Linked DNA regions of Homo sapiens: region 2 is linked to region 1. A link is a loop called in an ENCODE intact Hi-C map of the cell type or tissue named here. Cell type or tissue: IMR-90. All regions are shown on one strand. Each heading gives the region's core, and the rest is flanking DNA. Links, peaks and the distances in the headings are about the cores only.

Region 1 (5,394 bases), core at 82-5,081:
GCTGCCTTTCTAGATGGGTAGGATATAGATATACTTTTATTTAACAGAAGAAAGAACTAGTAGGGGAAATCATTTTACCTCAGTAGTCTTTTCTGTTAAACCAGTGGTTCTCAACACTAGCAATACATTAAAATATTTTGGGGAAACATTTAAAAAATATATCAATACTTGCGCCTGACCCCAGAGATTCTGATTATAAAAATTCTCTGATAATTCATGGATCCAAACTTCAGAAGCACTGCATTACATTAATGGATCTTTATGAAGCCAGTGAATCTTAAACAGTGTAAGACGCATCTAGGAAGCTTGCTAAAAGCGTAGATTCCTGAGCTTTACCTTCATTACATCCTATCATCTTGAGCCAGCAACACTTCAACACTTACTATCATGAGTTTAAGAGTCTATGTAGTAAGTTTCTCTTGCCAAGTAAAAAAAATTAGTCTCCACTTATGAACAGGTCTCTCTCTACTCAAGGGACTGGATTTATATCTTGACTCATTTCTAAGCCTATGAGCATAAGTGTTGTCAAAGCCAGAAATTCATGTGAGCATTATTTTCTCTACAAGGGATTTGAGGCCTATTCTATATAGATTTTATTTTCTGTTACATTTTTAATACTTTTAATATTTTCGCACATGTATTAGACTCTGGCAACGGGTAACTCGAGCCATAAATGCCAAAGACCAAACTGAAGCTACCCAAGAGAAGTATGTTTTGGAAGAAGCTCAAAGACAAGCTGCCAGGGATCGGAAAACAAAAAATGAAGAGTGGTCTTGCAAATTATTTGAACTTGATCCACTCACAGGAGAATGGCATTACAAGTTTGCAGAGTAAGTAACTTAAAATAGTTTATTTCAAACAATGTATTAGCATGGTTTGTTGCCTTTATTTCTAGAATATTTGTTGCTGGAGTAGTTTTTATTTAATTAAACCATGTATATTAGTGTGAGATTTTTAAACTTGGTTTTGCATTCATTATAAGCTTGACTCTATGATAGAAGTTAGCCTATAAAATAAGTTGAGGATCTGAAGATTAGGTATGGGGAAATCTCATTATTAGAACTATGTATATAATTATTAATAAAATTGGATCATAGAATAGAAAGTTTTAAAGTTCTTTGTTTAGTCATTGAGCAAATGGTTTTTTTTTTTTTCATTTATGTAGTACCCGACCATGGGACCCACTTAATGATATGATACAGTTTGAAAAAGATGGTGTTATTCAGACCAAAGTGAAACATCGTACTCCAATGGTATGTAATAAAAAACTAGGTACACTAGGTATATAAATCTGTTAAATCTTTAGTATCTATAGCAACCAACTAAAATTTGGTTTCAAAATTTAAAATTTTGGGTGAGCAAAATACGCAGCTCTGAACTCTTCTTACCCCAAAGAAACATCAGAAAACAAGCAAAAACTGTCAACTCAATTTGCCAGAACTCTGGAAAACAGTCAGAGGTGTTCAGCAACCAAGTGAACACTGGTCAAGAAAGTGCAAAGAGAGGAAAGCTTTGTGGCATTTTACCTGCCCTTGCCCCAGGTCCATCCCAGTGCAGTAGCAGTCTTGAAGAGCCCCTGCGTTGCCAGTGTAAGTCCCTAGTTCCAGAAGGAGCAGAGTGGACCTCATACACAATTGTGTATGTCTGTCCTAACCTGTCAGAATACTACCTGAAGGACTTACACAGGCACTCATCTCTGAGAAAATCAATAAAGACAAATTATTCAAGGGAGCCAAACAAATTCTGGAGCTGAAAAGTATAACAAAAATGAAAATTCACTAGAGGTATTCAAAAGCAGATATAAGCAAGCATAAGACAGGATCAGGAAACTTAGAGATAAGACCATAAAAATTATCCAGTCTGAGGAGGAGAAAGAAAAATGAATGAAGTGAGGTGAACAGAGCCTAAAGGACCCATGGGACACCATCAAGTGGGTTATCATTGCATTATGGGAGTTCCACAAAGAGAAGACAGAAAAATGAATGAAGAATATTTAAGGAAAGAAGACCCCCCAATCCCCAAATTTGGTGGAAGATATAAATCTACAAATTCAAGAAGCTCAACAAACTCCAAGTAGGATGATCTCAGAGAGACCCACACCACAACAAACTGTCAAAAGCCAAAGAGAGTCTTAAAATCAGCAGAGAGAAACAACTTATCACATACACTGGGGATCATCCATAGGATTAACAACCGATATCTTATAGAAACCATGGGGGCCAGAAGGCAATGAGATGACATATTTAAAGTGGTAGAAGCAAAAACTTGTCAATCAAGAATTCTGTATCTGGCAAAACTGTCATTCGAAAATGGGGGAGAAATTAAGACATTCCCAGATAAAAGCTGAGGGAGTTCATTACCACTAGACCTGCCCTACAAAAAAATGCTAAGGTAAATATGTAATAAAATGAAACTCAAAGCTGTATGAAGAAATAAAGATTTTTAGTAAATAGTTGGACAAATATAAAAGCTAGTGCTATTGTAATTTTAGTTTGTAAGTCCACTTTTTATTTCCTGCAGGACTTAAAAAATAAATGAATGAAAAATAATTTAATTACATATCTTTGTTATCAGACATACAATGTGTAAAGATATAGTTCATTACAACATAAAAGCAGAGAGGATGGAGCTGTATAGGAGGAAAGTTTTTATGTACTACTGAAGTTAAGTTGGTATCAACTCAAACTAGATTGTTGTAGAGGTAGGTGTAAATGTCATCCCCATAGTAACCACAAATGAAATATCTAAAAAAATACACACAAAAGAAAATGAGAAGGGAATTGAAACAGTTTACACAGGAAGCAAACACAAAAGCAGGCAGTAATGGAGTAAATAAGAAACAAAAAACGTATATGACGTATAGAAAATAGCAAAATCAGAGGTAAGTTCTTATCAGTAGTTATTTTAAAATGTAAATAGATTAAACTCTCCGAGCAAAAGACAGATTGTAAAAATTGATTAAAATAAACATGACCCAACTATTTGCTGTGTACAAGAGATTCACTTTAGATCCATAGGCAGAAATAGAGAAAAATGAAAGTTTGGAAAAAAATATTATGTGCAAATAGTAACCAAAGGAAAAATGAGGTGGCCAATAGTAACCAAAGGAAAACTGAGGTGGTTATACTGTCAGACTAAATAGACTTTAAGTCAAAAATTGTTACAAGAGACAAAAAGAACATGGCGTATTGATAAAAGGGTCAATTCATACACACACACACACACACACACACACACCAATCAACAAAGCCCCAAAATATACAAAGCAAACTGACAGAATTGGAAGATAGAAACAGCTCTATAACAATAGATGAAGAATTCAGTAAACTACTTTTAATAATGGGTAGAACCTCTAGATAGAAGATCAATAAGGAGGAAAGGGATTAACTTGAACCACACTGTAAACCAACTTGACCTAGCAGACACATAGAACAATCCACCCAACCATGGAAGAATACACATTCTTCTCAAGTGTACGTGGAACATTCTCCAGGATAGACCATATGTTATGCCATATGACGTGTCTCAGTAAATCCCAGCTACTCAGTTGGTTGAGGCATGAGAATCATGTGAACCTGGGAGACGGAGGTTGTAGTGAGCCAAGATCACACCATTGCACTCCAGCCTGGGCAACAGAGTGAGACTTTGTCTCAGAAACAAACAAAACAAAACAAAACAAACTCAATGGGTCAAAGAAAAACACAAGGGAAATTAGATAATACTTAGACAAGTGAAAACAAATATATAGTATAACAAAACTTACGAGATGCAGCAAAGGTAAGGAAAATATATATCTGTGAACATCTACATTAAGAGAGATCTCAAATCAATAACCTTACTTCATTCCGTGAGAAACTGGAAAAAGAAGAAAAAACTAAACCCAAAGCTAGCAGAAGAAGAAAATAATGAAGATTAGAGTACAGATAAACAAAATAGAGAGTAGGAAAAAAATAGAATTTGTGAAACCAAACCAAAAGTTGCTCTTTGATAAAAATCAACAAAATCGATAAACCATCAGCTAGGCTAAGGAAGCAAGAAAGAAGACACAAATGACTAAAATCAGAAATTAAAGTGGGGATGTTACTACCAATCATAAAGAAATAGGATTATGAGAGAATGCTATGAATAATTGTATGCCAACAAATCCCTAGAAACTCACAAATTACATAAACTGACTCAAAAAGAAATAGAAAATCTCAATAGAGCTGTAACAATAAAGAGATTGAATCAGTAACCAAAAACCTCCAAAGAAAAATTCAAGTTCAGGTGGCTGCACTGGTGAATTCTACAAAACTTTAAAGAACAAGCACAAATCCTTCTCAAACTCTAAAAAATAGAAGAGATGGGAACATTTCCTAACTTATTCTCTGAGGCTAACATTACCCTAATGCCAAAGCCAGATAAAGACATCACAAGAAAATAAAGTTACAAACAATAACCTTTATAAATAAGATTCATACATCCTTAACAAAATACTAGCAAACAAAATTCAGTAGCATATTAGAAAGATTATACACCATGACCAAGTGGAATTTATTCCAGAAATGCAAGGTTGGTTCCACGTAAGAAAATCAATGTAATATATCACATTAAGAGGGGGGAAAATCACATGGTCATTTCAATTGGCATAGAAAAGGCATTTGACAAAATCCATCACCCTTTCATAAACAAAAGAAAGACCTCATAAATCTAGGAAGAGAAGAGACTTCCTCAACATCATTAAGGGCATTTATGAAAAACCCACAAATAGTAGATTCAGTGGTGACAGGTTGAAAACCTTCCCCGTAACATCAGGAACAAGACAAACATTCCCACTTTCACCACTCCTACTTACCATTGTACTGGAAGTTCTAGCCAGAGCAAGAAAAAAAAGAGAAGTCATCAAAATTGGAAACAAGTAAAACTATCTCTAATTAACAGGTGACATTATCCTATATATAGAAAATCCCAAAGAATCCATAGAAAGCTACTGGAGCTAATGAACTTAAGAAAAATTGCAGGGTATAAGATCAACACACAAAAATCAGTTGTGTTTCTAACAGTGAACACTTGAAATTAAGAAAGCAATTCAATAATAGCATCTAAAAGAACAAATTTAACCAAGAAGCTGGAAGACTTCTACAGTGAAAACTATAAAACATTGCTAAAGAAATTAAAGAACATCTAAATAAAGGGAAAGACACCTCATGTTCTCAGGTAGAAAAGGTTAATATTGTTAAGATTTTGGCCAGGCGCAGTGGCTCATGCCTGTAACCTCAGCACTTTGGGAGGCCGAGGCGGAGGGACTGCTTGAGACCAGACTGGACAACATGGCAAAACTCTGTCTCTACAAAAAATAGAAAAATCAGCTGGGCATGGTGGCACACGCCTGTAGTCTCAGCTACTCGGGAAGCT
Region 2 (5,394 bases), core at 115-5,114, 77 kb before region 1:
TCAGGAGTTCGAGACCAGCCTGGCCAACATGGTGAAACCCCATCTCTACTTAAAAATACAAAAAAATTAGCCAGGCTTGGTGGCGGGCACCTGTAATCCTAGCTATTTGAGAGGCTGAGGCAGGGGAATCACTTGAACCTGGGAGGCAGAGGTTGCAGTGAGCCGAGATCGCGCCATTGCACTCCAGCCTGGGCAATAAGAGTGAAACTCCATCTCAGGAAAAAAAAAAATGGATCTAGGCCAGTGTCCTGTAGAGTGTTTGACTTTTTTAGATTGTTTGATTACATCTTTGCGGTATTACTTAATTTGTTTCTGTATCTTCTATATTTTCTGTAAACTAGAAGTTAAATGCAAAGGCTCGATTATATCTAGCTAGAGCATTTTTGGCAAGAATACTTTGTAGGGAGTGTGTAGTACTTCATGCTGCATCACATAAGAATTCACTTAATATCTGATTGTCCTGCTGCTAGTGATACAAGATTGGTAGATTTAGGTGAGGATAGCCTGATTCTCTTCATTGAAAGTTGCGTCTTTTCATTCTTTATGACTTGAAAGTGAAGATAAAGATGATATATTTGGCACCTTGCAAAAATCGTGTCCCCCATCAACTTTTTACTGAAAGATGTTTGAATCCTTTGATGATCATTAACTGAATCAGTTACAATATTAGGAGTTGAAAAATAGTGATTTTATAATTCTGTCATTCTTGTTATATGTGTTAATGAAATCTTTAAAGACAAGATCATCACTTAGGGTTACTTGGTAAATGTGAAATATAGTTAGTTCCTACAGAAAAGGTAGGCTGTGTGGGTATTTGTTTACTGCAAAGTATTAATTTTTTGATTGAAGGCGTAATGTGAAGTCTACTTCCAGTGGTGACAAATTCTTTTTGCCTTTTAAGTTTTTTTAATATCATGAGGAACTCATGGATTTTAATATATTCATTGTGTTTCAGTCATTGGTAAAGTGAAGATAATAGTATTTAGCACATAGGATTTTATTAAGGTTTAAAATGAATTAATATGTATATAAAGCCTAGCACCTGGTAGATGATAACCACACATGATCGCTGATATAATAATATTATTATCATTACTGTCATCAGTATTTTAAATAAAAAATGATTCCATTTGGGTTGAAGGCTGACATTTTAGGCTTTGCTATACTTCAGTATCTTTTAGAGGCTCATTTAGAACTTCTTTTAGTATGGATGGCCCATATATAACCCTCTAATTTAAAGCAGCCACGGTGTTAGTCATATCTTTATTTGCACTTAAATGTTCCTAGGTAAGTTTATGAATAAATTAATATTTTTAGAGTAAATTACATAGTAGATGTACTTCTTTAAAAGTCATTGGCTTTTTGTAAAGCAAAATACCTTCCTCTGGTTTATCCACTGAAATTCCATATCACAGTTTTCATGTGTAGGAGGTTTGTTTGAAATAAGATTATCTGTTAGCTTTTGGTCATGGTGAAGATTAACTGCTGGAGGAGATAAACCAATGTCCAGAAAACCTCTGATGTATCTGCCTTATCTCAAGTACTCATGATCAGCATTTTAGCTTCTGAATGGAAAGAATTAGAGTTCCAAAAGCTTATTGATAATATAGTGCATAACATTTAAAGGTCCTCATGTCTCTGAGGGCTTTTATATGCCTTAGCTCATGGAATTCTTACGAGGACTTTATGGTATATAAATCATTATTCCCCCCATTTTACAAATGAGGAAACTGAGCAGTTGGTAAGGTTTACAAGTCTACATAGTATGTAGTAGAGCTAAAATTTGAACTTAAACTCAGACTTTTTAAGTTCCAGTCAATTTTGTCATATTTTTGGAGGTTCAAATTTTTCAAACTTTGAGTCGAGTATTTTGATAGAATTCCATTATGTATACAATGCTTTGGAGATATATTTTTTGGGGGGTAGTACCTAGGAGTGCAATTGCTGAATCATGTGGTGAGTGTTTGTTTCACTTTATAAGAAATGGCCAAGCCATTTTCCAAAGTAGTTGGACCGTTCTTACATTCCTCTTAGGCAGTGTGTGAGCTGTCCAGTGGCTCTACATCCTTGATCTTTTTTATTTTAGTCATTCCAGTAGGTGTTTAGTGGTATATTGTGGTTTCAGTTTACATTTCCCTCATTACTGATGATGTTTGAGCATCTCATATGCTCATTGGCCATCTTTTACATCTTCTTTTTGCAAAGTATCATTTCATATGTTTGCCCATTTGAAAATTGTCTTGTTTGTATTATTATGTTTTAAAGGTTCTTTAATACATTTTAATATCATTTTGATAGCCATGTGTATTGAGAGTACTTTCTTCCAGTCTTGGCATGCTTTCTTATTTTCTTAATGCTTTCTTTCTAAGAGCAGATGTTTTTAATTTCATTGATGCCCAATTTATCAGTTTTTCCTATGATTCAAACTTTTTTCCTATTAAAGAAAGTTTTGCCTACTCTAAAGTTGCAAAGGATACTTTCTGTGTTTTCTTTTAGAAGTTATAAAGTGTCAAGGCTCTGATTTATCTCTTGATTTTTATTCTTACTTTTACCATCTTGGTTAGATCTCTATCATTTTATGCCTGCATTACTGAGTAGTACCACAGCCTCCTAACTGCTATTAGAACCTTGCCCTCCAACATACCAGTTCATCTTTCTTAACAAAACAACCAAACAGAAAATTATTTTTTACATACTTTGGTGAGATTATGATGGGTTCAGGGTTCTTATAGGTGTGTATTACCAGAGAACACATGGATCCTATGAAGTAGATCTCTGAGGGAAATAATATGAATAAAAGAGAAATATAAAATTTTAAGTGAAAGTACCACTTTTTATTATTAAAGCTTTTAACTATAAAAAAACTAATGAGATGGCTACATTTATGTCCCTCTCATTCTCAAAAAGGCAGTGGCTTACTGTTGCTTAGAGCAGTAGCACCTACATCTGGCTATATCTGAGTCACCTGGAAGCTTTGCTTAGATATAGATTTCACTCCACTCTTTCAGAATCTCTAAGGGTGAGGCTCAGTAACATAATGTGTTTATAAAGCTCTCCAAGTGTGTCTGATGTAGCAACTTCTGGACCAGCAAGTGGAAACCAGCAATTGAGAGCATAAATTTAGGCTTCCATATCTTTGGTAGTCAAGGTTCTTAGTATGTCTGATTTTACTGTACTCTTCCAGTTTCATCTTGTGTTTCTCATCATCGTGGACCCAGCTAGATAGCTTTCTTCACTGTTTCCCAGTGAGACTGTACTTTTATTTGTGCTGGTCTTCTATAGTGGAATATGCTTCTCCTTTCTACTTGCTTATCCAAATACTTCTCATTCTAGAAGGTGTAGTTTAAATCTGTTCTCTTTTGTAAGGCTTTCTTAGGTGATACTGTTATCTCAGTTTTCAAAATTCTTATATCACTGCTTTGGGGATTTCACAATATGCTGCTTTATATTGTTATTATAATAGGTATGTTTGATTTCTTCAAGCAGTGTTGTAAAGAGAGTTAAATGCCTTAAATTACATTCATAATAAATGAATGATTGCTTACCATCAATTTAAGAATTTCATCTATTCTCATTCATGTTTCTGGCTGAATCTCTGTTATGTATATTGACTCATACCAACTTAATGTAGCTCATCATTCTTTAAAAGCTGTTCTAAAGTTTTTTGCACTCTGGTTTTGTTCTATTGTTTTAGGATTTTTTTTAAGAGCTGGGGAGACTGACTCTCCTTACCCCACACACATCAAAATACATTTTTGTTTGTTATATGTTTAGATTTTGGTGAATTAGATTATTCAAGAAATTATGTATTTTCCAGATTGTGTTCCTTATTCAAAGGCTTAGTATCAGTTTACTTTAAAATAATTTTACCTTAAGTAAAATTATAGTCTCTTAAAGAGGATGGTATTTGTTTTGATTTATTTGAGCCGAACATATTTCAATTGTTTATTAAGAAAGACAGATATGTAAGGGCCGGGTGCAGTGTCTCATGCCTATAATAGCAGAACTTTGGGAGGCCAAGGGGGGCAGATAACCTGGGGTCAGGAATTTGAGACCAGCCTGGCCAACATGGTGAAACCATCTCTACTAAAAATATTAAAATTAGCCAGGCATGATGGTGCATGCCCATAGTCCCAGCTACTGGGGAGACTGAGGCAGGAGAATCACTTGAACTTGGAAGGCAGAGGTTGCAGTGAGCCAAGATCGCGCCACTGCACTCCAGCCTGGGAGACAGAGCAAGACTCTGTCTCAAAAAAATGAAAAAGAAGACAGAAATGTAGATTAATTAGGCTCGCGTTCACCCTTTCCTCCTCTGCTTTTAACTAAGGACAATGCCAAAGGAGCCTGGAGCCTAAATTATAGCTCATCTCATGGGCAAATAGGCAAACATGACACACATTCTTCTGTGTCCTGTTTGAGATTATTATCAAAGCTTCATGAAATACTATAACTTACCTTGTAGCTACTCTCATTCTTGGTTGTAAAAAGCTATTTTGTATGTTTTTATTTTTAAAAAACCATCTTTCAATTATAGTGCTTTGTGAGAGAATATATAATATTGCTTTACTAAAACTTACAAATGAGTCCATTTCAAACTAGTTTTTAAATGTTTAAAATTTTAAAACTTTTAAAACAAAAACTTTAACCTGCTTAATCAGTTTTATCAAAATTAACAGACTATGCTTGGTTTAGCTAGGCTCAAATTAAAATATCTGTTTTTAGTTTTGTGTCTCTTATCCCTTAGTACGTTCTCTTAAACCTGCAAAGTCCCTTCACTTTAAATGCTCTAGCAGCACTAAAAATATGATAAGTCAATATCCACTACTTCATAGAAAACTTCAAAGGAGATTTTCTTTCATACAATTTACTGATGTGAAGATACTGTACCAGATTCCCCAGGGTGACAGCGTTACACATTACTGGTATAATCTCAGGTGACTAACATGGAGTACCTTCATTTAAGTGGTTCACAGATAAGAAAGACCTAGAAATCATTTTCCTCCATGAATTGAAGCAGTTCCTCCTGTCTTGTTAAGACATTTCTAGTATCAATTATGAACATATGTGGGACTGTACACATATAACAAATGTGTTCTTGAATATGTTATATTTTGGAAAATTGTTTTACCTGAAAGAGGGCTTGTAGTTAGACCCACCCCTCCATTATCTTTAATTTCTCCCCAAAATGCTGTGCTTTGGTTTGTAGCCAGAGGTTGTTTTCTTTAGAAATAGTATAATTACAGATTATGCTAATTTTCTTCTGAGTTTTAAAATCCTTAATGCATTAAATATCTGTAATTTAGATTTCAAGTTATGTTTAAAAATAGGTTGTTTTCTGTTTTGAAGTTCCTTGTCTTTGGGTAGTTGCTTCATAGAACTATGAAAATACCTATT

What was found. Hi-C counts contacts between places; a loop is a spot of excess contacts. Peaks named below come from ENCODE experiments on the same cell type or tissue, not always from the same donor. Only the 100,000 strongest peaks of a DNase experiment are listed, where the experiment ranks them.
Region 2: a loop joins it to region 1, with 2.3 times the contacts of the local background. A loop is called at or near these places in 5 of 110 quality-filtered maps.

The regions. Positions count from the first base shown.
Region 1 is chr12:76,365,073-76,370,466 of GRCh38, reverse strand. OSBPL8 (oxysterol binding protein like 8) reads left to right here. Exons shown (of 24, transcript NM_020841.5): 20 at 645-830; 21 at 1,166-1,253. Among named protein-coding and RNA genes, the nearest start is that of BBS10, 19 kb to the right of the region's middle. In IMR-90, for the core only: no CTCF peak of the experiment used is centred there; no DNase peak of the experiment used is centred there.
Region 2 is chr12:76,442,383-76,447,776 of GRCh38, reverse strand. The region is part of intron 4 of OSBPL8 (oxysterol binding protein like 8); the gene reads left to right. Among named protein-coding and RNA genes, the nearest start is that of BBS10, 97 kb to the right of the region's middle. In IMR-90, for the core only: no CTCF peak of the experiment used is centred there; a DNase peak (open chromatin) is centred at 3,016.